Regions from separate parts of the Homo sapiens genome. Here regions 1, 3 and 4 are each linked to region 2. Evidence: chromatin loops called from intact Hi-C (ENCODE). Cell type or tissue: mammary epithelial cell. All regions are shown on one strand.

Region 1 (8,000 bases), 61 kb before region 2:
CATAAAATTTTATTTGGAGAGTGCTACACAAAGTGTGGTCCACAGACCAGGAGCATCAGCATCATTTGGGAGCTTATTAGAAATGTACCTTCTGAGCTTCTTCTCCATTCTGAAGCAGAATCTATATTTTAACAAGCTCTCCTGATGATTCCAATGAGCATTAAGGTTTGAGAAACAGTCTTGTAAGTTGTGCGTGAGCACACACACACACACACACGTACACAGGTGAATGAATCCTCGAAGCCACTAATGCGTACACTCTTTCATTATATCCATTTTATAGATGAGAAAACTGAGCTTAGAAAGGTTAGTGAGTTTTTCAGTATCTCACAGCTACTTAGCTTGGGACTCAGCCCAGGTCTCTCTAAATCCAAAGCCCATATACTCAACCATAGGCCCAGTGCAGGGAAATCAGAGGGCCAAAGCTAGGGCAATTTCTCATCCCCCTGACCCTCTGTGTCCGGCTTGCAGAGGAGGGCATCAGCGCAGGGACAGAGCTTCGGAGCCCATGCGAATGCGAAAGCCTCGTGGAGTTCCAGGGCCGCACGCTGGGGGCGCTCGAGAGCCTGACGCTGAACCATATCCTTTGGGGCTGGTGGCGCGGGCTGGAGGGAAAGTGAAGGGACCTCGGCGAACCCCAACGGCCTCCTTAACCGCTCACTGGCCCAGCTGACGGCGCGCCTGGAGGATCTGGAGAACCAGCTGGCCAACCAGAAGTGAGGGCCACGGACGGCCCAGACCCGGGCTGGGGCGCGGCACCACGGACGGTGCCCCTTGCGCGCCATCGGTGCGCCGGGGCCAGGCAGAACCTGGGCCCGTCCGGCTTGGGCTGTCGGGGCGGAGGCGCTGGCGGGCTTCCGGCATTGAGCTGAGTTGGCCTCGCCCGGACCATTAGGCGGACTGCGGCGTCAGGGGGATAGCGGGTGGTGAGGGAAGGGGCACGTGCTAGACCGGCACGCCCTCGCCGCGTGCTGCGCTCAGTTCTTTGTTGGATTTCTTGTTTGTGTTCTTAAAAAAATAAAAAAAACTGATTTCCACGGGGTCCGTTTTTGGGTCTTGCTGCGCCGCCTGGGGGAGGGGAAGCCAGACGGAGCGTGCTGTGGCGGCGCCCGGGCGGCGTCTCCTTGGAGAAAGGCGCATTGTGCGGGGGTCGGGCTCGGGGGCAGGAGACCCGGCGCTGCTTCCCCCTGCTTGTTTATTCAGCCGAGAACAGATGGCTCCTTATGCAGGCTGCGGGAAGGGAGGGGGCTCAACAGGAATCCTTGGGGTCTGAGTAAGTCTGCGCCACTCCATTCCCCAGCGGACTGAACGCTTCGCTCCCGGCCACGCCTATCCCATGATGCCCCCAAATCTGGCTCAAAAGCTGCTAGTACTGAGCGCTGGTAAGGGGTGCGGGGGTGGCGTTGGTGGGAAAGTGAGAGGCAGTAATTGAACCCCTAAATGGATGGGGTGGGAGTGGATAGATGAGCTTTGACCGATTTTAACTCTCTCCTGCACTAGGTAGGAAGAGAAGGAGGTATCAGCTAGGACCCCTGTCTGTCCAGCCTGTGGCCTTCCTTCTGTCATCTTATCAACCCCTCCCAAAACACCTCTATCAGCAAAGAACACAAACCAGTACCATTTCCCGAGTGCATGTAAGAAACAACGAAGTTTAAAATGCTTCCAGTCCTAGAGTGATTTGGGGAAAATTATTTTGTGTTTGTTTCCTCATCTGCAAAGTGGAGACTGGAATTGTTACCCCCAAGCGTGATGGGGAGAATCAAGGACATTCTTCTAAGGCATGTGCCTTGTACCTATCCCTCAATTAATGGTAGCTATTAACTGTTCTTATAGTAACAGCTAACATATTTAGTGTTGGGCATTATTGTAACTGATTTGCAGGTATTTTCATTTTATACTTGGAACCAGTGAAATAAGAATTATTGCCTTTATCATCCCCATTTTACAGATGAGGACACTGAGACACAGAAAGGTTAAGTTTCCAACAGTAACATAACCAGTACGAAGCTGAACCAGGATGTTTCCTATGGCTGCTCTAATAAGTTACCACAAATTGAGTGGCTAGCAACACACATTTATTACCTTACAGTTTTTAGGTCAGAAGTCTAAGATGTGTTGGCAAGGCTTTATTCCTTCTAGAGGCTTTTGTTTCCTGGCCTTTTCCAGCTTCTAGAGGCTACCTGAATTCCTTGGGTCATGGCCCTACATCACTTCAGACTCAGTTTCCATCAGCACATCTCTTTCTCTGACTCTGACCTTCCCGTCTCTGTCTTATAAGGACCCTTCTGTTTATATTGGCATGACCTTGATAATCAAAGATAATCCCATCTCAAGCTATCTTTTTTTTTTTTTGAGATGGAGTTTTTGCTCTTGTTGCCCAGGCTGGAGTGCAATGGTGCGATCTCGGCTCACTGCAACCTCCGCCTCCTGGGTTCAAGCGATTCTCCTGCCTCAGCCTCCTGAGTAGCTGGGATTACAGGTGTATGCCACCACTCCCAGCTAATTTTTTGTATTTTTAGTAGAAACAGAGTTTCTCCATGTTGGTCAGGCTGGACTTGAACTTCCGACCTCAGGTGATCCGCCTGCCTCAGCCTCCCAAAGTGTTGGGATTACAGGCGTGAGCCACCGCGCCCAGCCTCAAGCTCTCTATCTTAACCACATCTGCAAAGTCCCTTTTGTCGTGTGAGGTGAAATCACAGGTGCCGGGGATTAAAATGTGTACATCTTTGTGGGGAAGGCCATTCTGCCTACCACATGGGGCTTGAAGCCAGGCTGACTGACTTCAGAGCAGCTGCTCTTAAGTACTCTGTGCCGGGCACCTTGCTAGGCTTGGTGAAGAGGGAGAAACTGATGATTGAGAAAAACTCTTGAGCTGAGGAAGCTCCGGGCTAGAAGGGCTGAGGTCCACCTGACTGTTGCAGAAAGAGGGAACTTCAGATGAGAGGAGGGAGAAATCCTGGAGAGGTGATCCTTAAACGGTGGCTGGAATTTCCGCAGGAGGCCATGGAAGACTTTACAGGTGAGTGAAGCTTGAACTATGCGTGGTCAGGAGGGACTGGAGTATGGGGGGATGGGAATGATCATCTTACCTGGCCATGAGGATCAGATGAGCTAAAGACCTATGGACTTGGCATGTGACCTCACCTTGCCTTACCATTCATTTTACAGTTGGGGAAACTGAGGCCTAGAGGCCAGAGTTGCCTGCCCAAGGTCACACAGAGAGAAAACATCAGTTGCACCAGGAAGAAGCCTAGTGGGGAGGTCAAACTGGAGCAGGGTAGTCAACTGATAGGGGGCACTGAGGGCAAAGGCCAGGCTCCTTCCTTCCTCTTCCCTGGAGTTGGCAGGCACTGGCTTCTCTGGGGTTTCTTTTCTCATGCTTTTTTCTCTTGCAATCTCCCTAATGGCCACTGGATGGCGCCGGGAGCACTGATTTGGAGCTGGGTCCTAGAGCCTTCGCAGGCCGTTGGCATCTGGCACTTGGGCTGCAGAGCCTGTCCTCCCTTAATTCCCCGACTCTGGCAGCCCCACCACCGAAGTCTACAAGCTGCTTCTGTTCCCATGCAGTGGCCCCATAGTCCTGGATTTGAAGACCAGCCCTGCTACTTACCAGGTGTGTGTTGGTGTTGACAGGTACTGGTTCCCTTTCTCACTTCTTGATTCCTTTCTCTCATTTCCCTTTCCTCCTACCAGCTTAACCCTGCTGGATACAGGGAATTCCTGTTCCCTAACCATGCCCCACATAAGGTCAGCTAGCGCTTGCTTCTTTGTTTATACCCCCATCTTACGTTATGGGATAGAAGACTTACAAAGGACCCGTGAATTCAGGAAAACAAACATCCATTAACTCAAGAACAGAAAGTGAGAACCCAAGTAACAGTGTGAGGAGAGTAACACTGCCAAGAAAGCTTAGATGGAGAAGGCACCGAGCCCGAACAAAGACCCCCGGGCCCGGGTCTTTTGGTACCCAGGCAAGCACGGGTTTATGTGGCTTTCAGAGCCTGTTAAGATCAGGAATAAAGCACGTAGATATTGGGGGAGTCCTGAGCCCAGGTGTGTGGAGAGAACTCAGCGCCCTCAGCCTTCTTGGTTCCCTGGAGAGTTTGAATCATTAAAAAACGACAATATCTTCCCTAGTGGTTAGCAGAGATGCCACTTCTGGAGCTGTTTCTTAGACTTAGTAACATGAACTAGGCATGGCCTTGGGTGGGAAAGGGCAGGGCAGGAAGGGCCTGTAACTTCAGCCAAGTGCTGGACTCGCTTTCTGAATTTCACCTCTGTGTTGTCTGGCTCTGTTTCTCCGTGGTTTTTGGCCTTTCTCTTCTTCTATTCTAGCTCACAGCTCTCTCCATTTCTGCAGCCGGCACAGCTGCTGTCTCTAAGGACTGTCTACTCTTCTGGTTCTTTGGACCTAGGATAGTGAAACAGGAGAGAAAACTATCAATTACCAAACACTGGCCTGCATGCTGGGGGCCAGGCTGTGCCTTTCATCTGTGTTGTCTCGTTGAAACCTCTCAACCTACAGGAGGGAAAACTGAACTTGAAAGAGGCCAGTTAGTTGCCCAAGGCCCAGAGCTTCCAAGTTAGGGTTTGAACCCAGGTGGTCTTGATCCCAGAGTAGGCCCATTTCACATTTCTACCCTTCAGTTATTAGGGACAAATTTGGACTTTTTCAAAGAAACCTTTTTCAGGAAGTTTATGGAGTAGACCAAAGCAAAGCCCGAGATACAGTGCAGGTGAATGGCAGGAGCCGCTCTGCCGTTTGTCAGCAGCACAGCCTCCATGGGACACTTTTGCCTCAGTGTCCCCTCTTGTAAAACCTGTGAGCAGGCCAGGCATGGTGGCTCACACCTGTAATGCCAAGCACTTTGGGAGGTTGAGGCGGGCGGATCACAAGGTCAGGAGTTCAAGACCAGCCTGACCAACATGGTGAAGCCCCGTCTCTACTAAAAATACAAAAATTAGCCGGGTATGGTGGCATGTGCCTGTAATCCCAGCTACTCAGGAGGCTGAAGCAGGAGAATCGCTTGAACCCAGGAGGCAGAGTTTCAGTGAGCCAAGATCGCGCCACTGCACTCCAGCCTGGGCGACAGAGGGAGACTCCGTCTCAAAAACAAACAAAACCAAGAAACAAAACAATAACAACAACAAAAAAAACCTGTGGGCAACGCCAACCTCATAGGTTAAAAGGAAAGAGCGAAGTCATTGATGAATGTGAACATGCACAGTGGATGATCAGGAAGGGCCCCTTTCTCTGCAGGCCATTACTTGCCCTTTTTCCACACCCTCCCACTCATTTGAAGTGGCGTGGCTTCAGATCCCCAGGCCCAATGAAGAAGTTCGGCCACATCACACAATGAAAAGCAAATTGCTGTTAAATACACAGAGGAGGGCATAAGCAGCTCAGCTTTATGGAGCCCAGGAAGGCTTCCTGGAGGAGGTGGCAAGTGAGCTGCACCAGCAAGGAAGGGTAGACATTCCGCAGATGATAAAGGAGGAGAGGGCTCCTGGGCACAGGACTCGAGTGGCTTTTCAAGGGCATGTGGGGAGGGTGAGGCTGGAGAAGACAGTCGCCCTCAGTCCCCCAGGTGGATCATGCTGCATCCCATGACAAGGGCTTGTGGGTTAGTGGTTCTAACCCACAAGACTTCATGGACTTATGAATCACCTGAGGGTCTGTTAAAATGCAGCATCCTGCAGTGGGGCCCAGGAATCTTTGTTTCTCCCAGCTCCTGGGTGACACTGCACAAGTGATCAGAGGAAGAAAGGAGACACAAAGCTTCTGGTGATGGACATGAGTGCTGGGCAAGGGCTCAGTGTCCTCCACCAGGCAGGGGAGCAGACTAGGGTCTCAGGATCTTGGGTGTGGGCGTGTACTAGACCTTGCGCCCCACATGAGCGGACGTGAGGAGCTAAGCTGAGAAACAGCAAATGGGAAAGCAAATGTGAATGCCAGGGCAAGCATTACAAGTTTGTTAGGAGTCACCAGGGGCTGGGCAGAGAAGGCAGGTTCAGTCACAAGGGTTTTAGTCCAGAGACATGTGCTGGAGAGGAGAGGGAAGGCTGGAAGGGGAGGTATGAGGAGCAACTGCTGGGAAGCAATTTTTTTGTTGCGGGAGGTGAGTGGCAGCCCTGGGGCTTTGGAAAAGGTGATAAAAAAGAACATATACTAAGGGCCTGAAATTCTAAGGACTTATGAAGAACCCATTTAATTCCCATAACCATCTTAATTAGAAAAATATATTGTTATTCTTAATTTACAGACAAAGAAACCCAGTCCCAGAAAGTAATTTGCACAGCAAATAAGCCGTGGAGCAGAGACTTAAGTCCAGACTGTGTCAGTCCAGAGCTGGGCACTGATTCTTCATTCTAGGGTATCCCAAGCTCATTTAAAACTCCCGGATCCATGAGCCACTGTTTCTTTCTGTTCTTCCTCCTGCCATGGACAATCCCATCTCCAGCCCACCTCATCCCTTGCTCTGCTCTTTCCCAGGTCCAAGATGGTTCTTTTTCCTGAAGCGGTGAATGGAACTGCTGCTGTTTATCCCTCTCTAGGCAGCCAGGGCATGCGTGTTCTTCCCAGCAGCTGAGATGAGGATGGAAATTAATAGAGGATATAGACAGAAAAAAGCTAACAACTAACTACACTATGCAGATAATAATTGAGGTGTATTTTCTCCCAGATGAACAAGATAATCTGAGTGACCCCTGTTCCCTATTACAGGACTCCAATTCCTAATCTTGGCAGTTGCCCCCCAAAATACCCTCCCAGTAAATGTTTCTTGAATACCTGCTTTGGGAATATGTTAGGTACTGTGCTGAACACTGGGGATTCAGTGGTGAAAAAGAGAGTCCTACACTGTCTTTAAGAAACTTGTGTTCTAGGAGAGGGCAGACAACAAGTCAGTAAATGAATAAGGTTTCAACTAGTGATCATTGCTGGGAAGATGATGAAATTGAGTAAGGGTAGAGAGCTGCGCTGTCCACAGGATTTCCGTGATGGTGGAAAGGTTCTATATCCTTGCTGTCCAACATAGCAGTCAATGTGACTAATGTGACCAAGAAACTGAATTTTAAGTTCTGTTTTAGATAATTTAAATTTAAATAGCCCCATGTGATTTGTGGCCACTGCGTCACTCATCACAGGTATAGAGGACACCTGGAAAGGGGAGAGGTGATTAAGTGAGGTGGTCAAGGGAGACTCCCTGAGGGGGCGAAATTTGAACTGAGGTCTGAGAGGGAGGCAGCCTTCCATTGTTCCAGGGGGAGAGAGTGCAGATGTGGGGGCCTTCTGGGATAAACAAAGCTTGAAGTTCTGGGGCGGAGAGAAGGCTTGTGAGCTGGCATTCACTGGGTGAGGTAGTGTGGTGGGAGCTGATGGTGGAGGGGTGGTGGGTACCGGATAACTGGGGCATGGCAGGCTGCGGCGAGGTGGGCACCCCTCATTCCCCTTAGCAACACAGCAGGTATAGCTGCCCTGCCCTTGCCTGCCCCCTTCTCTCTCAGGGCTGTGGGGAGGACTAGATGAGACCAGGTAACGTGCACATGCTCTGTAAGTTGTACAGAGCTGCCAGGCGATGGCTCATGCCTGTTAATCCCAGCACTTTGGGAGGCCGAGGCAGATGGATCACCTGAGGTCAGGAGTTCAAGACCAGCCTGACCAATGTGGTGAAATCTCATCTCTACTAAAAATAAAAAATTAGCTGGGCATGGTGGCGGGTGCCTGTAATCCCAGCTACTCGGGAGGCTGAGACAGGAGAATCGCTTGAACCCGGGAGGTAGAGGTTGCGGTGAGCCGAGATTACGCCATTGCACTCGAGCCTGGGCAACAAGAGCGAAACTTCATCTAAAAAAAAAAAAAAAAAAAAAAAAAAAAAGTTGTACAGTGCTGCCCATAAGGGTAGAGCTGTGGTTCTGAGTGTGATCTTGGACCAGCAGCATGAGCATCATCTGGGAACACGTTAGAAATGAACATTCTTGGGCCACACCCTGGATCTACT
Region 2 (8,000 bases):
GGAAAATTAACCCAGAAGCATCAAGTTTAAACTGTACTATAGATCAAATGAACTTAACAGACATTTGCAAAACATTTTACCCAGCAGCTATGGAATGCACTTTTGTTGTATCTGCACATGAAACATTCTCCAGGATTGACCAAGTGCTAAAATACAAAAGAAGTCTCAAAAAATTTTAAAAAATCAAAATCATATCAAGTATCTTATATGACCACAAGGAAATAAAACTAGACATCAATAACAACAGGAACATTCAAAACTATACAAAATATATGGAAATTAAACGACATGCTCCTGAATGACCAGTGGATGAAAAAAGAAATTAAGAATAAAATTAAAAATTCCTTGAAACAATCAAAAGTAGAAATACAAAAAAACGAAACTTATGGAGCATGGCAAAAATAGTATTAAGAGGCAAGTTAATAGCAATAAGCCCCTACATAAAAAAACTGGAAAGATATCAAATAAGTAACCTAACAATGCATCTCAAAAAACTAGAAAAGCAAGAACAAGCCAAACCCAAATTAGTAGAAGTGTTACATGATCTTTGGGGTGTTCATTTTCTTTCCAGAAACCTCTGTGGCTGGTGGCACCTTTGCCTGAGTTCCTGTTCTGCATCCAGAAAGAATAAGGTACACAGACAAGTGAAGGGTGAAGACGATGAAGAAGAGCTTTATTTAGTGTTAGAAGAGCTCAGAGGAGACCTGTAGTGGGTTGTTACTCTCTGTAGGCAGATCATCCCTTGAGTATTCAGCTCTCAACAGAGAGGGGGCCCTGGAGAGGGTGGCTCCTCTCTGCAGGCAGGGTGTTCGGATGTCTGCTGGTCTTTGAAGCTCTCGCAGAAAGGGTAGCTTCTCTCTTCGAAGCTCTTGCAGAGAGGGTAGCTCCTCTCTGATGTGAAAGATAGAGAGATGATGAGGAAAAAGGACATGTTTTTTTTCTTCCCTAATAGATGTTACTAACAAATGAACATTGTAGTTAGATTCTATTAGAAACCTCATAGAGTAAGATACCCATTTGATTTAAATGACAACATTTATCATATACCTAAATTTTTATCTCTTGAAACTATGCAATGATGATAAAATTATTAGATGTCAGTTTAAAACATGCTTGGGAAAAAGTAGTTTTTCAAAATTGTTAAGATACTTGTCAGAGATAAATAAAATTTTGGAAAATTACTTTCCCAGACCTCTGCAACATTTGTGGGAGTTAAGGAAGAATGAAGCACAGAGTTATAAATTTGGAAAATTCATGGCTAATTACACTTCATTATTAGGTAGACCTAGGGCCCAACCCTCAAGCAAAGACTCAAGGGATGTAGGCTGAACCACAAGGATTTTGTTCTCCTAATTTAGGGTGGCTCAATTTTTAGGAATGAAAGTACCTAGAACTAAAGTACATCTTGCTCAGTTTCTGACCCTAAGTTCCAAATCCAATCGCAGATCATATTACTTCAACACTTGGAAAGGCCACCAGCAGTAGTACCAGAAAAACTGAAGCAAAAATGCCTTGCTCTTCCATTACAGGATTAATCGGCATGCCATTCATAGGATGCAAACCCAGAGAATTTAACTCCAAAATGCACCTGGAATCTGACCAACAGAGAATCTGAGTGTCAGGAGATATTGAAAGAGACAAATATATCAGAAAAACACAAGTGCAGGAATTGATGAAACTAAATGTGAAACAGTAACTCTGTCCATTTTACAGTTCCTAAGGGATTATGCAACATGGCTGAGTAGAGAGGGAGAGCAAGAGATCAATCCAGCAGACTTAGATTTTCAAAGAGTTTTAAATATACAACGCTTTATTTCTTCGTCTTGTTATCATAGTAAGAAGCATTTAACTCTTGCTAAAAGGAAGTTCTGGGCCTGAGCGATCATGGACAACATGGAGACCAGTTATCCCAGACTGAGCCTGTAGCACTTGTGTCTCCTCAGTCCTGGTTAAGAAGGGCTTTCCATCTTGGGAGAGAACAGGAAACCAGAGATATAGGAAGATGCAAAATGTACAGGGCACATGGTTTTGTGTCCCGGGGGCATTGAGGCGTGATTCCTGTTAGGTATTCTCCTCACAAGAACACTGGCAGGTGCTGCCAAAGAGTCAGGGACTGGGGATCAGGGACTCTAGGCAAGCCATCCTAAGGAATTGTGAAATTATAAACTTACCTCACGATGTAAATGTAAAGAGGAAAATGTTTCATGATTGTAAACTGTAAGTAAAAGGATTTGAAAATAAATAATAAAATCCAGTAACTATTGAGTACCTTAGAGATAATCTTGTTGAAATGTCGACATTATAGAGAGTTATAGAGAGGAGAAGAGTGATGCCCATTATGTGAAGTGGAAGGTGCATATCTGAGCAAAGAGGTCTGTTGAGCCTCCTCCTTCACTTTAGAGAGGCAAATGCGTGGACTGACCCAATTTAAAAGCCCTGCTCACAACGGTTGCTAAACGCATGGGAAGTTCTCAGTTCTCTCTAAGACAAATGCTTCTGAGGGAAGGAGTTAGGGGCAGCAAGGAGAACAGCAGATCTGGGGCTCCTCACCTCAATCCAAAGTCCACCAGGGCTCCATACACTGATGCCGACAGTTGTAGTAGCAACACTTCTTGACCCCCTGCAACTCTTATCACGCCAGCGCATAGGTAAGAGAGTGAAAGGGCAGTCAAGATCAAACTCTGGGCAATATCCCGGTTTCCGTGCAGCTGGAAAAAACGCCATAGGTCAGGAGGCTGAGGCAGGAGAATCGCTTAAATCCAGGAGGCGGAGGATGCAGTGAGCCGAGATCTCGTCACTGCACTCCAGCCTGGGTGACAGAACGAGACTCCAAAAAAAAAAAAAAAAGCCGTAGGATGAGTGGGCACCAATGTGTGATTTCCAGGCCAGGTCACCCCATGGACTCCTCAGAGGAAACGTTCCCAACCCCAGCCACACCCAGGGTCGCCAGGCCCTACCTGCACTCCTCAAGACTCCAGGCTGGGTCATTCAGAGGCAAAGGAGGATGTTCACAGAGAGTAGAAAGAAGCCGCTCAGCTTCATAATGCAAGAAAACGGTGTGGGGGCACCTGGAGGCTGGACCTGTCTATGTCAGCTTTGGCGGGGCCCCATCAACAGATGGCGTTTTGACTCCCGGGGCTGGAGGTCAGAGGTGCCTCCGCTTAACCCGGAAGCACCATCTGTTTCCTTTCACCTCCAGGAAGAGACAACGTGAAACAACTGGGATGTAACTTCTGAGAGCCCTCATGGACTGCCTCCTTTCAGGGTGTTACAGAACTCTTCATCATTTTTACTTCATCCAGCAGATTTTGAGGCAATAGGACGCCATTGTCTGGATCCTCTTATGTATTCTCCAAAGAACACTGGCATGTGCTATCCAGGAATCAAGGACGGGGATCAGGGATTCTAGGCAAGCCATCCTAAGGAAGTGTGAAATTATATAAACACTCACAATGTAAATATGAAGAGGAAAGTGTTTCATTATTATAAGCTGTAGAAAATAGGAATAAAAAATAATAAAAACCCGGTAACTGTTGAGGATCTTAATGAATCTTGCTGAAATATCCTCTTTACAGAGAGGAGAAGGGTGAAGTCCGTTGTGTGAAATGGAAGGTGCATAATCTAAGCAAGGAGGTCTTGCTTCATTGTCCAGAGGCAGATCTATGGGTCGACCCAATTTAAAACCTCTGATCACAACGATTTTCTAGGGGAACATGAAGTTCTCAACTCCTTCTAAGACAATGCTTCTGCAGGAAGGTTTCACGGGCAGCAGATCTGGGGCTCCTAACCTCAATCCAAAGTCCAGCAGGACTCCATACACTAATGCCGACGTTCGTAGTAGCAACACCATTTAACCCCTTTGCAAATTTTATCCTGCCAGCACATGGGTAACAGGATGAAAGGGCAGGCAACAGAAAACTCTGGGCAACATTCAGGTTTCTGTGCAGCTGGAGAAAAATGCCACAGGGTGAGTCGGGGACACCAAGTGACTTCCAGGCATGAGGGCCAGGTCGTCGCATGGACTCCTCAGAGGAAATGCTCCCCAACTCCAGCCACAGTACGCGTCGCCACGCCCTACCCGCCACTTTTCAGGGCTCCAGGCTGGGCCATGTGGAGGAGGCAAAGGGGGACGGTCACAGTGAGTTGAGAGAGGCTGCTTAGCTTCATAATGCAAGAAAAGGGATTGGGCGCACCTGGAGGCTGGACCTGTCTATGTCAGCTCTAGCGGGGCCCCACCAGCAGGTGGTGCTGTGGCTCCGGGGGCTGGAGATCAGAGGTGCCTCAACTTGACCCGGAAGCACCAGCTGTTTTCTTTCACTTCCAGGAAGCAACCACGTGAAACAACTTCTGGGGTGTAATTTTTCAGAGCCCCCATGGATTTTCCTTTTTTCGGGGTGTTGCAGAACTGTCCTGGCTCTTCCTAATTCTTACTTTATACTGTCGAATTTTTAGGTAATAGGAGGGCATTGTTTTTCCCAGGGACTGCATCAGGACTGACCAATTTCCCTCTTCCCACTGTGTATCCAGAACATTTGAAACCGACTCCTCACAGCCATGTTCAGATAAGGGTGCATTTGAAGTGTTTACTTTTACTACATTAACATTGAAACACACACAGACAGAAAGTAAGAGCCAGATATTGATCTATTAGCAAGATAATTTCTAGATTTATGAAAAATCTAGTTCCTTGTGCACCACAGGCTTTAAGTTTAATTCGTGAAAAATTTTTCTCATTTAATTCATGTCTTAATGTCTTCATGACTGTGTCAAAACTTCACTAGTTGATAAAGTCAAAAGGCCAACTTATGGCTTACAGGACTTAAGATCATTGGTGTCCATTCATTATCTGACTAGTAAGCAAACGAAACAGGGAATTTAGTGGCTGTACACGATGCATAACACAGACTTTACAAAATTAGTCCAGGAATGTTACTAAGCAAGTATTCAGCAATAAAAACCACACAAACAAATGCTAAAGATAGATTCTGATTTCCAAAGCTGCCAAATTATATTACGTAGAAAGTACAATTTTATTTAAAAATTATGAGATGTTTAAAGAAACATGAAATACTGCCCATACACAGAAAAGAGGGGAAACAATAAATAGAAATGATCCTTTAGGAATCCCAGACAATGGCCTAGTGGACAAAGATATCAGTTATTATACTCAAAGAACTAAAGGAAATCATGGGCAAAAAGATTAACAGAAAGTATAAAAATCAGTTTCACATCATAAAAAAAATTCATGATGAATGATGAGGTTGTAAAGTAAAATCGCTGATACAGAAAGTCACAAGAGGGTCTTACCAGCAGATAGGAATAGACAGAAGAGAGGAACAACTACTATAATTATAGGTCAATTGAGATTATACACTCTGAGGAACGATAAAGAAAGAGACCTGTGTAATACAATCTAATGGAAAAACATGTGCATAATGGAAATCCCAGAAGAAAGGAGAGAGAAAGAAAGAGGCAGACAGATATTTGAAGATGTAATGGCTAAAAACATTTGATTTTGCTTTAAAACACAAATCTCCATGTATAAAAATCTCAATGAACACTAAGAAAAAACTGTAAGAGATCCACACCTAGACAATTTATAATGGAAATATCAATGACAAAGACAAAAATAAATTCTTTTTTCTTTGAAACAGTCTCATCCTGTCGCTCAGGCTGGAGTGCAATGGCACAATCTTGGCTCACTGCAACCTCCGCCTCCTGGGTTCAAGCGATTCTCCTGTCCCAGCTTCTCGAGTAGCTGGGATTACAGGTGCACACCACCACGCCCAGCTAATTTTTTGTATCTTTAATAGAGACGGGGTTTCACCATGTTGGCCAGGCTGGTCTCTAACTCCTGACCTCATGATCTGCCCACCTCAGCCTCCCAAAGTGCTGGGATTATAGGCATGAGCCACCGCGCTTGGCCGAGAAATTCTTGAAAGCAGCAAGAGATAAATAACTCAAAATGACTAATAAATAAGCTTAACAGCTGATTTATCATTAGAACCATGCAAGCCAGAAGATAGTGAGAGAACATATTAAAAGTGGTGAAAGAAATATCGGTCTACCAAGAATTCTATATCTTGGCAAATCTATCCTTCACAAGTTAGGGAAAAATTAAGGTACTCCCAGATATATGAATACTTCATGTTTTTCACCATTAGATTTCCCATACATGAAATACTGACATGATGACATATGTAGAAAACTTTTAAGAATCCACATAACTCCAAAATATTATTAGAGCTAATAAACAACTCATCAAGGTGCAGGACAAAATATCAACCTATACCTTTCAATTGCATCATGAAAAAAATCCATTTACAATAGCATCGAAAAGAATGAAATACACAGGAATTTATTTAAGAAAATAATGGCAAGACATGTACATTTGTTGAAAACAACAAATCATGATGAAAGAAATTAAAGAAGACATAAAAATAGAGAGCCATTCCATGTTTGTGGATTGAAGACTCAATATTCTTAGGCAGGCAATTTTCCATATTTTATCTAAAAACTAAATGGAATTCCTATAAAGTTACAGATGACTTTTTGTAGAAATTGACATGTTAATCCTAAAGTTCATGTGTAAATGCATAGAACCCAGAATAGCAACCACAATCTTGAAAAAGAGTGCAAATGTAGAAGACTCATACTTCCATATTTCAACACTTACGGCAAAGCTACAGTGTCAAGACAGTGTGGTACTAGCATAAGCATAGACACATATATCAAAGGAATAGAATTGGGAGTCCAAAAATCAACCATTACATTGTCAATTCACTTATCTTCAACAAGGGTAGAAAAACTATTCAGTAGAAAAAGTCATCTTTTCAGCAAATCATACTGGGAAAACTGGATATCCACATGCAAAATAATATAGTTAGAACCTTATAGCACACCAGAATCAAAAATTCCACTTCCATAATTATACCCAAGAGAACTGAAAATGTATTCACGCAAATATTTGCACATGAATGCCCATAGCAGCATTATTAATAACTAATAAAAACGAGCATCTGCGAAAAAGGAATCTGGATCTGCACCTTGAGTGGAATGCGAATGTTAATCAAGTTGGACCATAAACCTTAGTATAGATGCTAAACCTATGCAGCTTCTAGGGAAGGACATCACAGACAGAACATTTCTGCAGCCTTGGAGAAGGCAAAAGTTCTTAGATACAATAATATTCATATTAAAAGGAAAATGAATATGTTTGATTTCATCACACTTTAAAACTTTAGCTCTTCCAAATACATCATCATTAAGAAACAAAACAAAACAAAACAAGCCACACCCTGGGAGAAAATTCTACTTCTAGGTATTTACCACAGATATTTAAAAATATATATTACTGTGCCTTGTACAAGAACTTATGTGATATCCTAATTCACAGTGACCCAAACTGGGAACACCAAATGTTTATCAGCAGATAAATAGAAGAACAAATGTGGAGACTCAAACAATGGAATACTATTCAGCAATAAAATGAATGAACTGCTGATACATACAAAACAGAATGAATCTCAAAAACACTGAATAACAGCGATACACAAAAGGTAATGTTATTCCATAAATTCATTATGTAAGGATTAAAAACAGGTGAGTTATGAGTTTCTAGAAGTCAATATATTATTTGCCCCTGAAGAACTGGGACTGAATTTGAAAGGAGCATAAGGCAAGATGAATGTTCCATACGTTCATCTAGGCGTTGTGCAATCATATGTATGTGTTTGTCAAATCTCATTCAAGCAAATACATAAGATCTGTGCTTTTCTTTATATGTATTTTACCTCCTTTTCAAAGAAGGCATAATAAAAAATTATTTTATTATTATTACTTCCAAATTTGTTGTCCTGGCACTTTTTTTTTTTTGAGCACTGGGGTTGAGATCATCTCACTCAATATCTTTAAGCACGTCTATGAGATGGTTATTATTATCCCCACGTTAAGGTGAAGGAACTCTGCATCAGAGACCCCACTTTCCAAGACTATGCAAG
Region 3 (8,000 bases), 91 kb after region 2:
GGGCACCAACTAATCAGCTGCCTGTGTGGCTGTAATATAAAGCAGGCAGAAAAATGTGAAAAGACTAGACTGGCCTAGTCTCCCAGCCTACATCTTTCTCCCATGCTGGATGCTTCCTGCCTTTGAACATCAGACTCCAAGTTCTTTAGTTTTGGGACTTGGACTGGCTCTCCTTGCTCCTTAGCTCGCAGATGGCCTATTGTGGGACCTTGCAATCATGTGAGTTACTCCATATATATATATATATACATACCTCCTATTAGGTATGTCCCTCTAGAGAACCCTGACTAATACAGATTTTGGTACCAAGAGTGGTTCTAGAGGAACAGAATATTAAAAATGGAGTTCTTTCATTGGTTTGGGGTTTCTGGAGTTTGCTGCTTAATATGATTAGAACAAAAAATTCTAAGGACTCTAGTTCTAATAGTAGTATGGAGAACACTGATAGTCCTTGGCATTAACTGTTTAGAGAGTTATGCAAAATAAGCACATTTGACACTCCTGATTCACTGCTTGTGAGAGGCAAGGAGTTTAGTGACTCTATACATAATACCTTTGACCATATGTGGAGAACCAAGGAACATAATGAAGCTGGTTGGTTGCTCCTAAGTTCAGTGGACGAAGTGATGAAAGAAAATGATGAACTCAGGGATTCTATCTCCCAGCTTCAGAAGCAGATACTGAGTCTCAAATCTGCTAAGATTGCCCTGACTGAGAGTCTTATCTCCTTTAGAGAAAGAGCTGAAATTGTGGAAAAACAGACACAAGCTCTTATCATGTGAGTGGCTGACCTGCAACAAAAGGTGCATGCACAGCCTCGCCAGGTGTCATTGATTGGAAAAGAATGGGACCCTGCAACTTGGAATGGGGACATGTGGGAGGACCCTGATGAAGCTGAGGACACTGAGTTTGTAAACTCTGATGAACCTTTTTTTGCCAGAAGAAACAGCTTCCTCATCCCCAGTAGTGGCAACATCACCTCGCTGACCTGTGCTGCCATCAGCCTTTCCACCTTTGTCTGGGGAGATAAACCCTGTGCTGCCTGAGACAACAGTGATGGCCTCCCCTGAGGCAGTTGCCAGGCAAGATAATGTTGATTCTCCTCAGGAGCCACCCCCAACACCCCTGTTTGCTTCTAGAACTATAAGTAGACTAAAGTCCCAGCAGGCCCCTAGAGGTGAGGTTGAGAGTGTGACCCATGAGGAGATGCACTACACTCAAAAAGAATTGCTTGAGTTTTCTCATTTATATAAGCAGAAATCTGGAGAACAGGCATGGACATGGATATTAGGGGTGTGGGATAATGGTGGAAGGAACATAGAGTTGGATCAGGCTGAATTTCTTTATTTAGGCCCACTAAGTAGGGACTCTGCATTTAATGTTGCAGCTCAGGGAGTTTTAAAAGGTTCTAATAGTTTATTTGCTTGTTTAGCTGAAATATGGATTAAAAGATGGCCCACTGTGAATGAGCTGGAAATGCCTGATCTCCCTTGGCTTAATGTAGAGGAAGGGATCCAAAGGCTTAGGGAGATTGGGATGCTGGAGCGAATTAGTCACTTTAGACCTACTCATCCCAGCTGGGAGGGTCCAGAAGATACACCCTTGACCAATGCCTTGTGAAATCGATTTGTGAGGTCAGCACCCTCATCTTTGAAGAGCCCTGTATTTGCTCTTTTCTGTATGTCAGATCTAACAGTGGGAACCGCAGTCACTTAACTACAAAACTTAAATACAATGGGAATAACTGAAGCCCGAGGTGGCAGGAGCCAAGTGGCAGCACTCAACTGTCAAAGGCAAGGTGGGTGTAGCTACCATAATGGAAAGCAGAGGCAAAGCAGCAATCAGTCTGACTCATGTAGAGCTCTGGCACTGGCTAATTAATCCTAGTGTTCCTAAAAAGTGAAATTGATAGGAGGCCTACTGCATTCCTATTTAATTTATACAAGCATAAAACTTCTAGGTCGAATGGACAAAAGACTAATTTGAATTATAAAAGCAGAGAATCATGGCCCCTCAATCAATTTCCAGACTTGAACCAGTTTACAGACCCAGAACCCCTTGAATGAAGGGGAGGCCAGGGCCCCTTGAGGAAAGACCCCACTACCCTATGACCAATTTATGCAGTGAATCTTTTTCCCATCCTTTCCCAAGGAGACCTCTGGCTTTTTACCAGGGGAACTGTGTACTGGGGAAAGGGAAATGATCAGACATTTCAGGGACTACTGGACACTGGCTCTGAGCTGACGTTGATTCCAGGGGACCCAAAACATCATTGTGGTCCTCCAGGACCAAAAGTAAGGGCTTATGGAGATCAGGTAATTAACGGAGTTTTGGCTCAGGTCCAACTTATAGTGGGTCCAGTGGGCCCCTGGACTCATCCTGTGGTCATTTCCCCAGTGCCAGAATGCGTAATTGGCATAGCCATACTTAACAGCTGGCAGAACCCCCACATTGGCTCCCTGACTGGTAGGGTGAGGGCTATTATGGTGGGAAAGGCCAGTGGAAGCCATTAGAGCTACCTCTACCTAGGAAAATGGTAAATCAAAAACAATACCACATCCCTGGAGGGATTACCGAGATTAGCGCCACTTTCAAGGACTTGAAAGACCCAAGAGTGGTGATTCCCTCTACGTCCCCGATCAACTCTCCCACTTGGCCTGGGCAGAACACAGATGGATCTTAAAGACTGACAGTGGATTATCATAAGCTTAACCAAGTGGTGACGCCAATTGCAGCTGCTGTACCAGATATGGTTTCATTGCTTGAGCAAATTAACACATTTCCTGGTACCTGGTGTACAGCCATTGACTTGGCAAATGCCTTTTCCTCCATTCCTGTCCATAAGGCCCACCAGAAGCAATTTGCCTTCAGCTGGCAAGGCCAGCAATATACCTTTACTGTCCTACCTCAAAGATATATCAACTTTCCAGCTTTGTGTCATAAAACAGCAAAAAGACACACAGCTAGGAGGTAACCACAGATTGCACTAGAAAGAGAGGAAAGGATGATGATGATGATGTTGATGATAGACAGATGATAGATAGATAGATAGATAGATAGATAGATAGATAGATAGACAGATAGATAGATAGATAGAACACCTGCTTCAGAGAGCTTTTTCCTCAGTATTTCTCTACCTTCCACATCAGGTACCAATTTTCCTGTGTGCACTCATAACCCATTTCTCACCATTACTGATAGCTATGTTCTCAGCCACCAAGTGAGTAGGTACATCACACACTTTTACAGGAGTGCAGAGAGGCAGAACGGTTATTTAGCCTAGGGGTCACATTACAAAATAACCTAGTTAGACTTTTAATTTTATCAACAAATAAAGTTTTTGCAGAGTCATGGCAACATAAAGACAGGAGTTAAAGGAGCAAACACTAATAACGCAACTGAAACTTATTTCTCTGTAGTTCATAATGCATTTATATTTTCTATGAATCTAGAAATTATCTTACTGATAGCACAATATCTAGCTTTGTGTGTGTTTCAACTTCGATGTGGTACCCCAAACGCACCCATATGTGAACACCGCTGGGAGGGGTGGGTTTCAATTGTTCTGGATACACACTGGGACGAGGGGAGTTGGTCAGACCTGATACAAGCCTGGGGAAAGACAATGCCCTCCTATTGCCTCAAAAGCCGCTGGATAAAGTCAGAATAAGGAAGAGCCAGGGCAGCCCTGCAACACCCTGAAGAAAGGCAGTCCACGAGGGCTCTCATAAATTATACCGCACAAATGGTTTCACGTTATCTCTTCCTGGAGGTGAAAGGAAACAGCTGATGGTTCCGGGTCAAGTTGAGGCACCTCTGACCTCCAGCCCCCAGAGCCACAGCGCCGCCTGCTGGTGGAGCCCCGCCAGAACTGACATAGACTCGTCCAGCCTCCAGGTGCACCCACGCCCTTTTCTTGCACCAAGAAGCTGAGCAGCCTCTCTCTACTCTCTGTGACCGTCCTCTTTGGCCTCCGCATGGTTCAGCCTGGAATCCTGAAGAGTGTGAGTGAGTAAGGCGTGACAATCCTGGGTGTGGGTGGGGTTAGGGAACATTTCCTCTGAGGAATCCGTGGAACGAGCTGGCCCTGATACCTGGAAGTGACTTATGGTTGCCCTCGACTCACCCTGTGGCATCTTTCTCCAGCTGCACCGAAACCTGGATATTGCCCAGAGTTTACTCTATCCTGCCCTTTCACCCTCTTACCTGTGTGCTGCACTATAAAGCCTGCCTGGGGATCGAGAAGTATTGCTTCTTCAACTGTCAACATCAGTGTACAGAGCTTTGGTGGACTTTGGATTGAGGTAAGGAGCCCCAGATCTGCCCTTCTCGGCTGCGCCTGAAACCTTCCTGCAGAAGCATTCATCTTAGAAGGAGTTGATAACTGCCCATGCCCCTGGAAATCATTGAGATCAGATCTTTCAAGTTGGGTTGGCCCACAGATCTGCCTCGGAACAGTGAAGCGGGTGGCTCAATAGACCTCCTTGCTCAGGATATGCACTGTCCATTTCACATAAGGGGCATCACCCTTCTCTTCTGTATGAAGGGGACATTTGGACAAGATAATCTCTAAGTTGCTCAAGGGTTATTGAATTTTTATTGTTATTATTTTAGTTTTTCACGATACCTTTCACAGCACCTTTCTCTTCATATTTAAATTGTAAGGTCAGGGATTATAAATTCATTATTCCTTAGGATGGCTTGCCTAGAGTCCCTGATCCCCAGTCCCTGATTCTGGGGCAGCATATCTCAGTTTTCTGTGAAGGAGAGTACTTAGCAGGATTTCTGCCACAGTGCCCCAGGACACAAATTCATGTCTCCTGCAATGCCATGTCACCTGGCATTGACAAAGTACCAGCCAGGCTGAACCTTCCCTGAACCTTTTCACCTTCCTACATCCCTGATTCTCTCTTCTCTCTCGAGGTGGAAACTCCTTAGCCAAGCCTGAGGAGACGCTGGTGCTACAGGCTCTGATTTGGATAACTGGTCTCCAATTTGTCCATGATCTTCCCAGGCCCAAGATGTCATTTCAGAGTTAAATGCTTGTTAATATGACAAGAAGACAAAGAGATAAAGCATTGTATATTTAAAACCACAGAAAAATCTGTAAGACTGCTGGATCTCCTCTCTCTCTCCCTGTCTCTCTCTCCATCCTTTATGGCTTTTCCCTTAGGATCTGAAAAAAGGATATGATTAATATTTCACATTTAGTTAAGGACCACAAAGGTAGTAGAAGTCTGGACAAGTCTTCCAAAATTTTATTTGTAACTATTATAAACAAATTTTGAAAAGCCAATTATTCCCTAGCATGCTTTAAGTTGACATCTAACATTTTTATCATAATTGCATAATAGTTACAAAGAATAAACTTTTAAGAATATGATGAATATTGTCCTTTCATTTAAAAAGCAACCTTAATCTTTTTAATGTTTCTAACGGAATTTAATCATCTTGACTTGATAGTAATAACTATTAAGGAAAAAAAAAGCATGTTCTTTTCTCCCATCTTCTTCCTCTTCTTCTCCCTTTTTTCAACATTTCCTGAACTATTCAAACCAAAACTATAGGTGAGTAGGTTTGTTTAGGACTCACTCTGAAAAGCAGATACCTAGACAGGATTAGGTAATCAAGAGTGTGTGTCAGGGAAAATGCCTGTGAGGGACAAAGGGAGGTAGCCAAAGTGGCAAGGAGAGCATGAGACCATGATGCAGGGCTGCCTGCTCTGAGGGAGGAGAGAAGGAAGGAGGAAGAGTCTCAGAATGAATTACAACATTGGTAAAGTGCCAGTCAGGCTGAAAGACAACGCTTGAACTGAAGTCACCTATCAGAAGAGGCCCAGGTCTCAGAATGAGCCTGCCTTAGTGTTCGGGCCTCACTCAGTCATTGGCTGGGAGTAACCTGATGGAAGCATCCATGACTTCTGCACAGACATAGTGGCAGATGCAGAGGACAGTAGCTGGGGGCATCCATCAGTTGCACACCCTGAAGCAGCAGGAGATCTAAGCAGTGCATTTCCATGCTCACCACTGTCCTCTACCTTGTGTTGCAGTTACTTCTCCAGGTATGGTGATGAAGGCTAGTTATCCCAGCTACTTGGGAGGCTGACGTGGGAGGATGGCTTGAGCCTGGAAGTCAGAGGTTGCAGTAAGGGGAGACCGCACCTCTGCATTCCAACCTGGGCGACAGAGCTAGACCCTGTCGCAAAAAAAAAAAAAAAAGAAAGAAAGAAAGAAAAAAAGAAAAAAGAAAGCTGGTTAATGTCAACTTGTTGAGTTTTTCATCTTGGCTGTCAGGGTCTAATCTATCATAGATGCTTCCCAGCAGGTGTTAATATGTAATACACAAGTCTTCACAGTAAATGTCTCCTCACATTTTGGTCCTCTTTCCCTACCACAGACATCCTTGCTACTGATTTTCTAGTCCTTTGCCTTCCAAGCTCCTTTTTAAAAAATTGGGTTTTAATATTATTTAGGTATTTAATATTATTTAGGTATGACAAAGCGAACATATCAGGAGATTACTGCCTTTTAAAAGAGAGTTTGTTATACTCACATATCTCAAAGGAGAGCCACACCTTGCCATGGGAAGGGTAGGGCAGGGGGGCACATAGAAAGCACCTTTTTCAGTCAAGAGATAGAGGGAGTGAGGGAGAAATGTGGGCAAACCTTTTCTGTGGTTCCTGCAAGAAGGAGCAGGTGAGGCAGGGTAAGTGTCTCAAGATTGGCCAGTTTGAATAATTTCAGTGATCTCTGAGGCAAAAGTACTGTCCCTAGCTGTCTCTGAGCCAGTACCATGATGTTCCCTATGGCCCCAAACCCTAGTAGACCCAGGGTCCAGCCTATCTCAGTAGACCGCAGCACTAGACTGGCCCCCAGAGACTCAGGCTCCAGGCTAGCCCCTATGGCCAGGACCCAGGACAACCCTTGTGAACCTAGCCTCCAGGCCAGCACCCACACACCCAGCCCCCAAGGTCAGCCCCAGTAAACTCAGGCTCCAGGCAGGTCCCCACAGACCCGGGCTCTAAGCCAGCACACACGTCTCCAGGAAACTGGCCAGCATCTGCAATGCCAGGATCCAGACAAGCCCCTGCAGACCCAGGAACTACAACTGCCACAACATGAGGCCAAACCCAGACTCTAGACCAGACTCTGTGTTCTCAGAGTCCAGAAGACAAAGGGTCCAGGATTGCCCTAACAGACCCAGGATCCAGGCCCATCCCAGTAGACCCAAATACCAGGCCAGTTCCCCATGCACTGAGGATCCAGTACCATCCCTGAAGACCCATGCTCAAGGTCAGACACCATGGACCCAGGACCCAGGCCCGGCCCCTTGGACTAAGGCTACAGGCCTGCTCCAGTAGACCCACGTTTCAGGCTCATCTCAGTACTTGGCCAGCCCTTTCAGACTCAGGCTCAAGGGCCACCCCAAGAGCAAGCCAGCCCCCATGGACCCAGGCTTCAGGCTAGCTCCTGTGAATACAGATTCCAGGCCCAACCCCACCCAGGTAACACGTCCACCCACCTGCTGACCCAGGCACCAGGCTAGGCTGCCCAAGCACTCAAACCTGCCCAAAGACCACACTCAATGGTCTCCCCAGAATCTCTGGACAGATTGACTGGGGAAGGGCTCTCCCAGACAAAGTCAGTCTGAAAAGCCTGGAATAAGTCCCTACTTCTTCAAATGCACAGATAGTAACATAAGGGAACAAGAAATATGAAAAATTAAAGAGATATAATGCCACCAAAAGAACACAATAATCTCCTAATAACTGACCTCAAAGAAGTGGAGAAATATAATACTGTCTGACAAGGGATTCAAACTAATTATTCTTAGGAAGCTTGATGAACTTCAAAAAATAATACTAATACAGAGAAATAATTCATGAAATCAGAAAAAGTAAATAAGAAATTTAATAGAGAGAGTAAAGCCATTTTTTAAAAGATCAAACAGACATTCTGCAGCTGAAAAATGCAATGAATGAAATTAAAAATTCAATAAAG
Region 4 (8,000 bases), 130 kb after region 2:
TATTTTTATTTCCATTTCACAGAGGCTCAGAGAGGTGATGTTACTTGCCTAAGGTGACACAAGAGAGTCAAGATTCAAGGTCAGGTCTGGCTGACTCTACAGATGCTTTACATAATCTAAAGCAGGAGCTCTCAAACTTGACTATGTAGCCGAATCACTTTCCAATCTTGTTAGAACACAAAGTGCTAGACCCCACCCTTAGAGTTCCCGATTCAGTAAATCGATGGCAGGCTGAGAATTTGCATCTTTGACAAATTCCCAGGTGATGCTGATGCTGCTGGTCCGGGGAACACACTATGAGAACCTCCGGTCTAAAGTGGTGCTGCCAACACCCCTAGGAGGTAAGTGTTACTATCCTCATTTTGCAGAAGAAACAGGTTCAGAGGGCTGGCGGGCCCAAGATCCCACAGTAGACCTTTGGTGTAAATAAATCCAAGTTTGTCCTGGAAAAGGAGACATCCTATGTGAGCACCCACTAGGTGCCAGGACATCCTGCGATTCCATCGCTTTCATATCCTTCCAGGTAGATCTCAGCATTTACTTTCCAAAGGAGAAAAATGAAATGGGGGTGGGGTGGGTCAGTGATTTGGCCAAAGTCAAATGATGGGGATGAAGGATAGTCAAAGCCAGGCCTGACTCTGAGTCCAGAGGGCACCTGACATCTACTGAGCGCCTCCTGCATACCAGATGCTTCACACACAGCCTCCAACACCCCTTGGCTGGTTGGATGGAGGAGGGGATTTTAACCTGGTCTTCCAGGAAGGGAAGCCCGGGAACTCCTCAGCGCGCCCTTCTGGTGTCCGCAGGGAGGAGCACTGAAACCTTTGTGAGCGAGTTCCCGGGCCCCGACACCGGGATCCGCTGGCGGCGAAGCGACGAGGCGCTGCGCGTGAACGTGGGTGGCGTGCGGCGGCAGCTGAGCGCGCGCGCCCTGGCGCGCTTCCCGGGCACGCGGCTGGGCCGCCTGCAGGCCGCGGCGTCGGAGGAGCAGGCGCGGCGCCTGTGCGACGACTACGACGAGGCGGCGCGCGAATTCTACTTCGACCGGCACCCGGGCTTCTTCCTGAGCCTGCTGCACTTCTACCGCACTGGCCACCTGCACGTGCTCGACGAGCTGTGCGTCTTCGCCTTTGGCCAGGAGGCCGACTACTGGGGCCTAGGCGAGAACGCGCTTGCCGCGTGCTGCCGCGCGCGCTACCTGGAGAGGCGGCTGACCCAGCCGCACGCCTGGGACGAGGACAGCGACACGCCGAGCAGCGTGGACCCGTGCCCCGACGAGATCTCCGACGTGCAGCGAGAACTGGCGCGCTATGGCGCGGCGCGCTGTGGCCGCCTGCGCCGCCGCCTCTGGCTGACCATGGAGAACCCGGGCTACTCGCTGCCGAGCAAGCTCTTCAGCTGCGTCTCCATCAGCGTGGTGCTCGCCTCCATCGCCGCCATGTGCATCCACAGCCTGCCCGAGTACCAGGCCCGCGAGGCGGCGGCCGCCGTGGCTGCGGTGGCCGCGGGCCGCAGCCCGGAAGGCGTGCGCGACGACCCGGTGCTGCGACGCCTCGAGTACTTCTGCATCGCCTGGTTCAGCTTCGAGGTGTCGTCGCGCCTCCTGCTGGCGCCCAGTACGCGCAACTTCTTCTGCCACCCGCTCAACCTCATCGACATTGTGTCTGTGCTGCCCTTCTATCTCACGCTGCTGGCTGGTGTGGCACTGGGCGACCAGGGCGGCAAGGAGTTCGGCCACCTGGGCAAGGTGGTGCAGGTGTTCCGCCTCATGCGCATCTTCCGCGTACTCAAGTTGGCGCGCCATTCCACCGGGCTGCGCTCGCTGGGAGCCACGCTCAAGGTACGGCCTCTGAGGCCAGGTTGGAGCTGGGGTGGGCGGGTGTAGCCATCCGGCAGGTTAGCAGGTGAACTTACAAGCCTGCCGAGTCCAGGCTTAACGTTCAACTGAGATGCCGTCCTTTGTGCCAGGCACAGGGCTGCACACCAGGTGTACGTTTCACATGCAGTGTGACTATCCCAACAGCCCTGTGAAGAAGGGCTTACCGTTATCTCTTTTTCCTGGGGAGAAAACTGGGGCATAGCTTTGCTTGTCTTTCTTTTTCAAAACGAAGAAAAAAGACAAAGATCACTTTTGATATATCTATCAAACATCAAATTATATATATCACAAAGATGCGCAAAGCAGGATGCTAACTGGCTTTCTGCTAGAGCCTTTCTTCTGGCACTATCAGGGGGCTCTGATAACCATAGGTCACTCTTAATAGGTAAAGTCTAGGAATAGCCCCAGGAGCTAACACTTACTGAGCACTAAATCTGTGCCAATTTCACATCCATTATCAATTTAGTCCTTAGGAGAACTTCCTCAGGAAGATGCTATTATTTATTCTCTTCCCGTAGATGAAGAAGCTGAGGTTGAAGGGTTGGCTCTGTAAAGCCTGGTTGCAGTTTACTGAGCATCCTCCTTGTGCCAGGTGCTGCATTGTGGGTGAATCACTGCCCTGGCAAGCTTGCACTCAAGGGGGGTGAAATTAGCATGGTTTGAAGAGGGAGGCAAGGCGAACGGCGTGTGCCGAGGCCTGGAGAGAGAACAGGATGAATGCTGGGAGGAGGACATGGAGGGAAGGAGATTCCCAGAGATGAAATTGAAGAGTCGAGCGGGGCAGGGCACCGAAGGGTCATGAAGTCTTGGCACATGATTTTGGACTTGGTCCCGAGGGTATAGGAGAGCTCGTGAGAGGTTTAAACAGAGGTAAGGGTTATTGTCACTGCTTTGCAGAGGTGGAAACTGAGGCTCCCAGAGGTGACAGTGCTTGTTGGAGGTTCCTCAATAAGCAGTAGAACCCAGAGAAGAACCCACCTGTGCCTGGCTCCAGCACCTCATGTTCTTTCTCCTAAAGCTCCATGCGACCCTACTGATAATCCCCAGACAATGCTAAAAGAAAGATCCCTTCCACCCATGGCTTAGTAAAGCCTCTTGTATGCCCTCAGGATACTGGGTGCTGGCAGATGACCTAGGCAGAATCCTAGGGCAGTGGGCAGGTATAAGGAATTACATTCAGCAGACCCCCTGAGCTCAGCATCTCCCCAGGGAAGATCCCTGTGCCCCAGAACGCTGCCCTGTCCCCTCCATGCAGAGAGCCAGGGCCTGACACTACTAGCTTTGTCTTCAGTAGGGGAGAAGAGTATTACTAATCAGAGCTGCCAGGGTCTAAGATGCAGGTGTAATATACTCCAGATGAGAGCCTTGCTACTCAAAGTGAGGCCCCTGACCACCAGCAGCTTTCTCATCACTTGGAAGCTTTCTAGACATGTAGATTCTCTGGCTCTACCCAAGACTATGCGATTGCGTTCTGCCAAGACCCCTGCATGATTCCTGCACGCATTAAAGTTGGAGAGACTCTGCTTTAGACTAGGGGTTCTCAGCCTCGCATTACTGACATTTGGGACCAGGTAATTCTTTGATGTGGGAGCTGCCCTGTACATTTTAGGATGTTTAGCAGTATCCCTGGCCTTTACCCACTAGAGGGCAGTAGCACACCTGTCCCAGTTGCAACAACCAAAAATGTCTCTAGACGTTCCCAAATGTCCCTTGCGGGGTGGAGGCGGGGAGGTGGTGGGCAAAACCACCCTGTTTGAGAATCACTGCCCTAGAGCTTGGCCTCAGGGACAAAGCAAACATACACAGCCATAGGAAAGTGAATTCTGTGGGTGGTCCAGGGGACTTATGTCCTCTCAGCTTCCTGGAGGAGCAAAAAATATTTTTATACTTTTCAGACCAGTCAAAAGTACATGAAACCAACTCTTTGCATTGTGGAATATAAACTATGGTTCTCTTGGTTCTGCAACAGTGTAAAAATCACAAGCTCTTCATTCCCTGGCTGTGGTGCCACCAGTAACCCCGGAGTTGGAAAAAACAGCTGTAGCCTAGCAGATACCTTGGACAATAGAACTTAGGCCTGTGCGCAATACCAGGGGGTTTTGCTGCCAACTGTAGTTGAAAGGTCTTAGTTTAAAGTCAGGGGACCTGGGCCTTAGCACCAGCTCTATCTTGCTGACTTTGGACCTGTCCTTTATACTCTCTGGGCCTCAGTTTCCCCATATGCCTAATACCAGGACTGTAAGCCCATCCACTCTGACTTGGCTTTCTACATTCTCTTTCAGCACAGCTACCGTGAGGTGGGCATCTTGCTGCTGTACCTGGCTGTGGGTGTGTCAGTGTTCTCTGGTGTGGCCTACACAGCTGAAAAGGAGGAGGACGTGGGCTTTAACACCATCCCAGCCTGCTGGTGGTGGGGCACAGTGAGCATGACCACCGTGGGCTATGGGGATGTGGTGCCAGTGACGGTGGCTGGCAAGCTGGCAGCCTCAGGCTGCATCCTAGGGGGCATCCTGGTGGTAGCACTCCCCATCACCATCATCTTCAACAAGTTCTCCCACTTCTACCGGCGCCAGAAGGCTCTGGAGGCAGCCGTGCGCAACAGCAACCACCAAGAGTTTGAGGACTTGCTGAGCAGCATTGATGGGGTGTCGGAGGCATCTCTGGAGACATCCCGAGAAACCTCTCAGGAGGGACAGTCTGCAGATCTAGAGAGCCAGGCCCCCAGTGAGCCTCCACACCCTCAGATGTATTAAAACCAGGGATCCGTGACCCCCTGCCATGCCCCTACAGTAGAGATTCCTCCCCTGCTAAAGTTCTTCATGGTAGTGAGCCTCCCAGGATCACTCATGCTGTCCTGAGAAATGAGATTCAAAAGCTGCATTCCTTCCTCCAAAGGCCCAGGACAGGACAGTGCTACCCTAGATTCTGTGAGATTCTGCAAGCAACTCAGAAAGCTTTATAAACCTGCCTCCAAGCCATTCATGAAGCAGGCATGAGCCAGAGGGAGGAAGTTGAAAGGATACTAATGATTCCTGAGCACCTCCTGTACATGAACCAGGTCATGTTTGGCCTTGTGTTGGAGAAAGAGAATTATCCCCACTTCACAGATGAGGAAACCAAGGCTAAGAGATGAGCGATGCCTCTCCCAGATGTCACAATTAGAAGTGGCAGAGTCAGGTTTGGAATCTGGGCTTGTTGGTGTGCCTGGAGCAATGCTCCATCAACTCCATCTTTCTTCTGCCCTCATGAAGTTTGCGTGTGTTTTTTGGTGATTCATGGATCCCCAGAGTTGATCCACAAGATAAGAAATCCCTTTCAGAGCCAGGGAAGGGTCCAGACAGGAGATTTGGATATAGGAGCTCTGGATCTCAGCTGTGGTTCCTTTCTAGGAGCATCCAACAGGAGTCAGCAATCAAAGATGAGTCCTGGAGGGAAGGAGGATGAGTCCTGGGAGGAAGTACCATAGCATTGTACTTGCCTCTTTAGCTGGTATGCAAGATTTGCTAAGCAATAATCTTCCGACCTTCCTCCCAGGGCTGATGTGAGAGAAAGAAAATCTGAAGGGCCCCTGGCCTGAGATCTAGACAACCTAGCTGCGCCAAGACCTGCTGTGTAAAGTGGTCCAATCCCTGCCCCCAAGTCCAGATTCCAGCCCCTCTGTCAAATGGTCAGAATCTGTGACCCAGAGGGCAATGAAAGCCAAGGAGAGCAGAGGGGTCTCTAACTTAAAGCCAGCTCAGCTCTGAAATGTTCAGAGGGCTGACATATATGAATACTGGCTTCTAAGACCCTCCCCCAACAGTCTGACCTTGGCAGTTCCTTTCTGCCCATCACACAGACGTCCAGCCCTACATTGTCCAGCCCTACCTAGAGTACCCATCCAGGCCCATGTGTGAGAGTCCTCTCCCTTCTGGCCAGCTCCAGCCCCCTCACCCTTGCTGGGGGCATATCTCTCATACCCACCTGCTGAATCTTCTCTTCACTTGCTGAGAAAGTCAGAGGAGGGGATCCAGTAGCCCTTTCCACATACTGTGGCTACAGCACCCAGCACTGTGCTGTTGTTGTCTGACTGTGGCTATCTCTGTCCCATCACCCTGAGCCTCAAGATGGAAGACATTGTCTGCTTGAACTCTGGGCTTGGTGCAGAGTAGGTATTTGGTAAATGTTGAATAGATCAACCAATTCCTACAGCCCACTGGGTGCCAAGCTCAGAGGGGGAAAAAAAGATAGCCAGAGAGAGACCTGGCCCTCAAAAAGGTGTGAACAAGACTGAAAAGGAGGTCCGTTCAGCTCCGCCTGCCCTGTCCCTGCTTGGTTCTTGAAGTTTTTACAATATATTCCTTGTAGGTTCTTCACTCACTCACTCAACAAATACCCGTTGGAAGAGTCTTAAACTGGGGCTTCATGTGTGGCCTGCAGTCATGTTTCGGCTTAGTCCAACAGTGTTTTTATTATATTTTAAGAATCTGAATGCCTTTGCGTGAGGCATGCACTCTCAGGTTCCCCATAGTGTCTCCCCCGCTGCCACCCACAAACAGACACACATGCCGTTGTGTTATGCCCAGCCACTCTGATATACTGGCTTCTGACTTATGGGCTGCTTACTAGTCTCAAGAGATACAGTGGTGGAAAAATATATCCCTATACTCATGAAGCTTACCGACTAGTAGGGAAGATAGACTCTAATGCAATAATCACATAAATATAGCGAGCTCTACTAAGTACAGGTGTGTATAATGTATCAGGGACCATGGCCCGAGAAAGTGAGAAGGCTTTCCTGAGCAAGTGACAATCTAACCTGCCATCCAAATGATAAATTGCTAATTAAGCAAATGAGGTTCCAGGGGGGAGTACTCCAAGCAGAGAGAATGGCATGTGTGAAGGTGTGTGTCATACACAGGGCCTAGTACATAGTGGGCCCCCTACATACGCATGGATTCTGGGTCTCCAGATTGGAACAGAGGATGGAGCTAAGCAGCAAAGGGCCTCCCTTGAATTCACCACACACATACCAGCCCTTCTGCACACTCTGCTCCTTACATCTAGGCCCAGCTGAACCCAGGTTAGGGGCAGATCAGAAGGGCTGCGTGTAGCACCCTTATGGTCTTGCAGAACACACCAAGAAACCCGACGGCTTCCATATTTTCTGACCCTACAAACAGGTCCCTAATACTGATGTGGAGAAAGCTCAAGAGGGAATCATCTGGCCTGAGCCTACCATGAGGCTGTTTGTGGTCCTGGCAGAAAAGCAACAACTCGCTCCCCTTCCCATGTATCAGTGAAAACCATTATGCAAATAAAGAGCTGGGCCCCAGGACGTGTTTCTGCTTGTATGGAGATGGCTCCCTGACATGCTGTCTGAGTGATTGGAGAGGGTGGGCAATATGTGGAATGACTTGGAATCCACATTCTCAGGCTCCAGTCCTGGATTTGGCACAAACTTTGTGGTTGTGCCAGCCAGAACAGGTTGCAAGTGACAGGAATTCAGTTGGAACAAACTTGGTCAAAAAGGGTAATTTATAAAATAATTAAAGTGATGAATGACTGTTAACAATTAGAGTTTGAGGGTATAAGCAACAAACTGACATCAAGCAAAAAATGAATTTATTGGAAGATATATTAGTTTCCAGCAGCTGCTGTAACAAATTCAAACAAACTTGATGGCTTAAAACAGTAGAAGTGTATTCTCTGACAGTTCTGGAGGCCAGAAATCCAAAATCAAGATGTCAGCAGGGCCACCCTCCCTCTGGAGACTCCAGGGGGAAACCCTCTCCTTTTCTCTTCTAGTTTGTGGTGGCTGCCACCATTCTTGGCTTTCCTTGGCTGTGGCTGCATCACTCAAGTCTCTGCCTCTGATCTCACTTCAGTGTCTGTGTATGTCAAGTCTTCCAGTGCCTCTGTCTTACAAGGACACTTTTGATGACATTTAGGCCCACCAGGATAATCCAAGATGACCTCATCTCAGGATCCTTAACTTAACCACATTTGCAAAAAGACCCTTTCCCAAATAAGGTAATAGTTACGGGTTCCAGAGATTAAAATATGGACAGGTGTTTGGGGCCACCATCTGGCCCACTACAGAAGGGTATCTGTGAAATTCACCCGACCAAAGGAAGAGCTG

The links. A loop is a pair of places that touch in the nucleus more often than their neighbours do. Peaks named below come from ENCODE experiments on the same cell type or tissue, not always from the same donor. Only the 100,000 strongest peaks of a DNase experiment are listed, where the experiment ranks them.
Region 1: it touches region 2 in a loop (6-fold over the local background); 10 of 110 quality-filtered maps call a loop at or near these places.
Region 3: it touches region 2 in a loop (13-fold over the local background); 7 of 110 quality-filtered maps call a loop at or near these places.
Region 4: it touches region 2 in a loop (11-fold over the local background); 2 of 110 quality-filtered maps call a loop at or near these places.

Annotation. Positions count from the first base shown.
Region 1 is chr20:45,286,487-45,294,486 of GRCh38, reverse strand. MATN4 (matrilin 4) reads left to right here. Exons shown (of 10, transcript NM_001393530.1): 9 at 472-579; 10 at 662-1,037. The coding sequence ends at 720. LOC105372630 (a long non-coding RNA gene) reads right to left here. Exons shown (of 3, transcript XR_936763.3): 3 at 4,135-4,411. Among named protein-coding and RNA genes, the nearest start is that of RBPJL, 16 kb to the left of the region's middle. RefSeq lists a silencer at 600-659. In mammary epithelial cell, CTCF peaks have their summits at 557 and 3,405 (motif pointing right); DNase peaks (open chromatin) are centred at 676 and 3,426; H3K4me3 peaks cover 862 bases.
Region 2 is chr20:45,225,984-45,233,983 of GRCh38, reverse strand. LOC105372630 (a long non-coding RNA gene) reads right to left here and starts at 3,147. Exons shown (of 3, transcript XR_936763.3): 1 at 2,958-3,147; 2 at 2,551-2,708. In mammary epithelial cell, a CTCF peak has its summit at 4,237 (motif pointing right); no DNase peak of the experiment used is centred here; H3K27me3 peaks cover 525 bases.
Region 3 is chr20:45,134,821-45,142,820 of GRCh38, reverse strand. LOC101929863 (a long non-coding RNA gene) reads left to right here and starts at 3,792. Exons shown (of 3, transcript XR_936751.3): 1 at 3,792-4,004; 2 at 4,147-4,304; 3 at 4,924-5,383. RefSeq lists an enhancer at 3,919-3,978. In mammary epithelial cell, a CTCF peak has its summit at 3,841 (motif pointing left); a DNase peak (open chromatin) is centred at 3,990.
Region 4 is chr20:45,091,502-45,099,501 of GRCh38, reverse strand. KCNS1 (potassium voltage-gated channel modifier subfamily S member 1) reads left to right here. Exons shown (of 4, transcript NM_001322799.2): 2 at 263-341; 3 at 807-1,840; 4 at 4,162-8,000. The coding sequence starts at 266. The coding sequence ends at 4,632. Among named protein-coding and RNA genes, the nearest start is that of KCNS1, 5.6 kb to the left of the region's middle. In mammary epithelial cell, CTCF peaks have their summits at 786, 1,613 (motif pointing left) and 3,519 (motif pointing right); no DNase peak of the experiment used is centred here.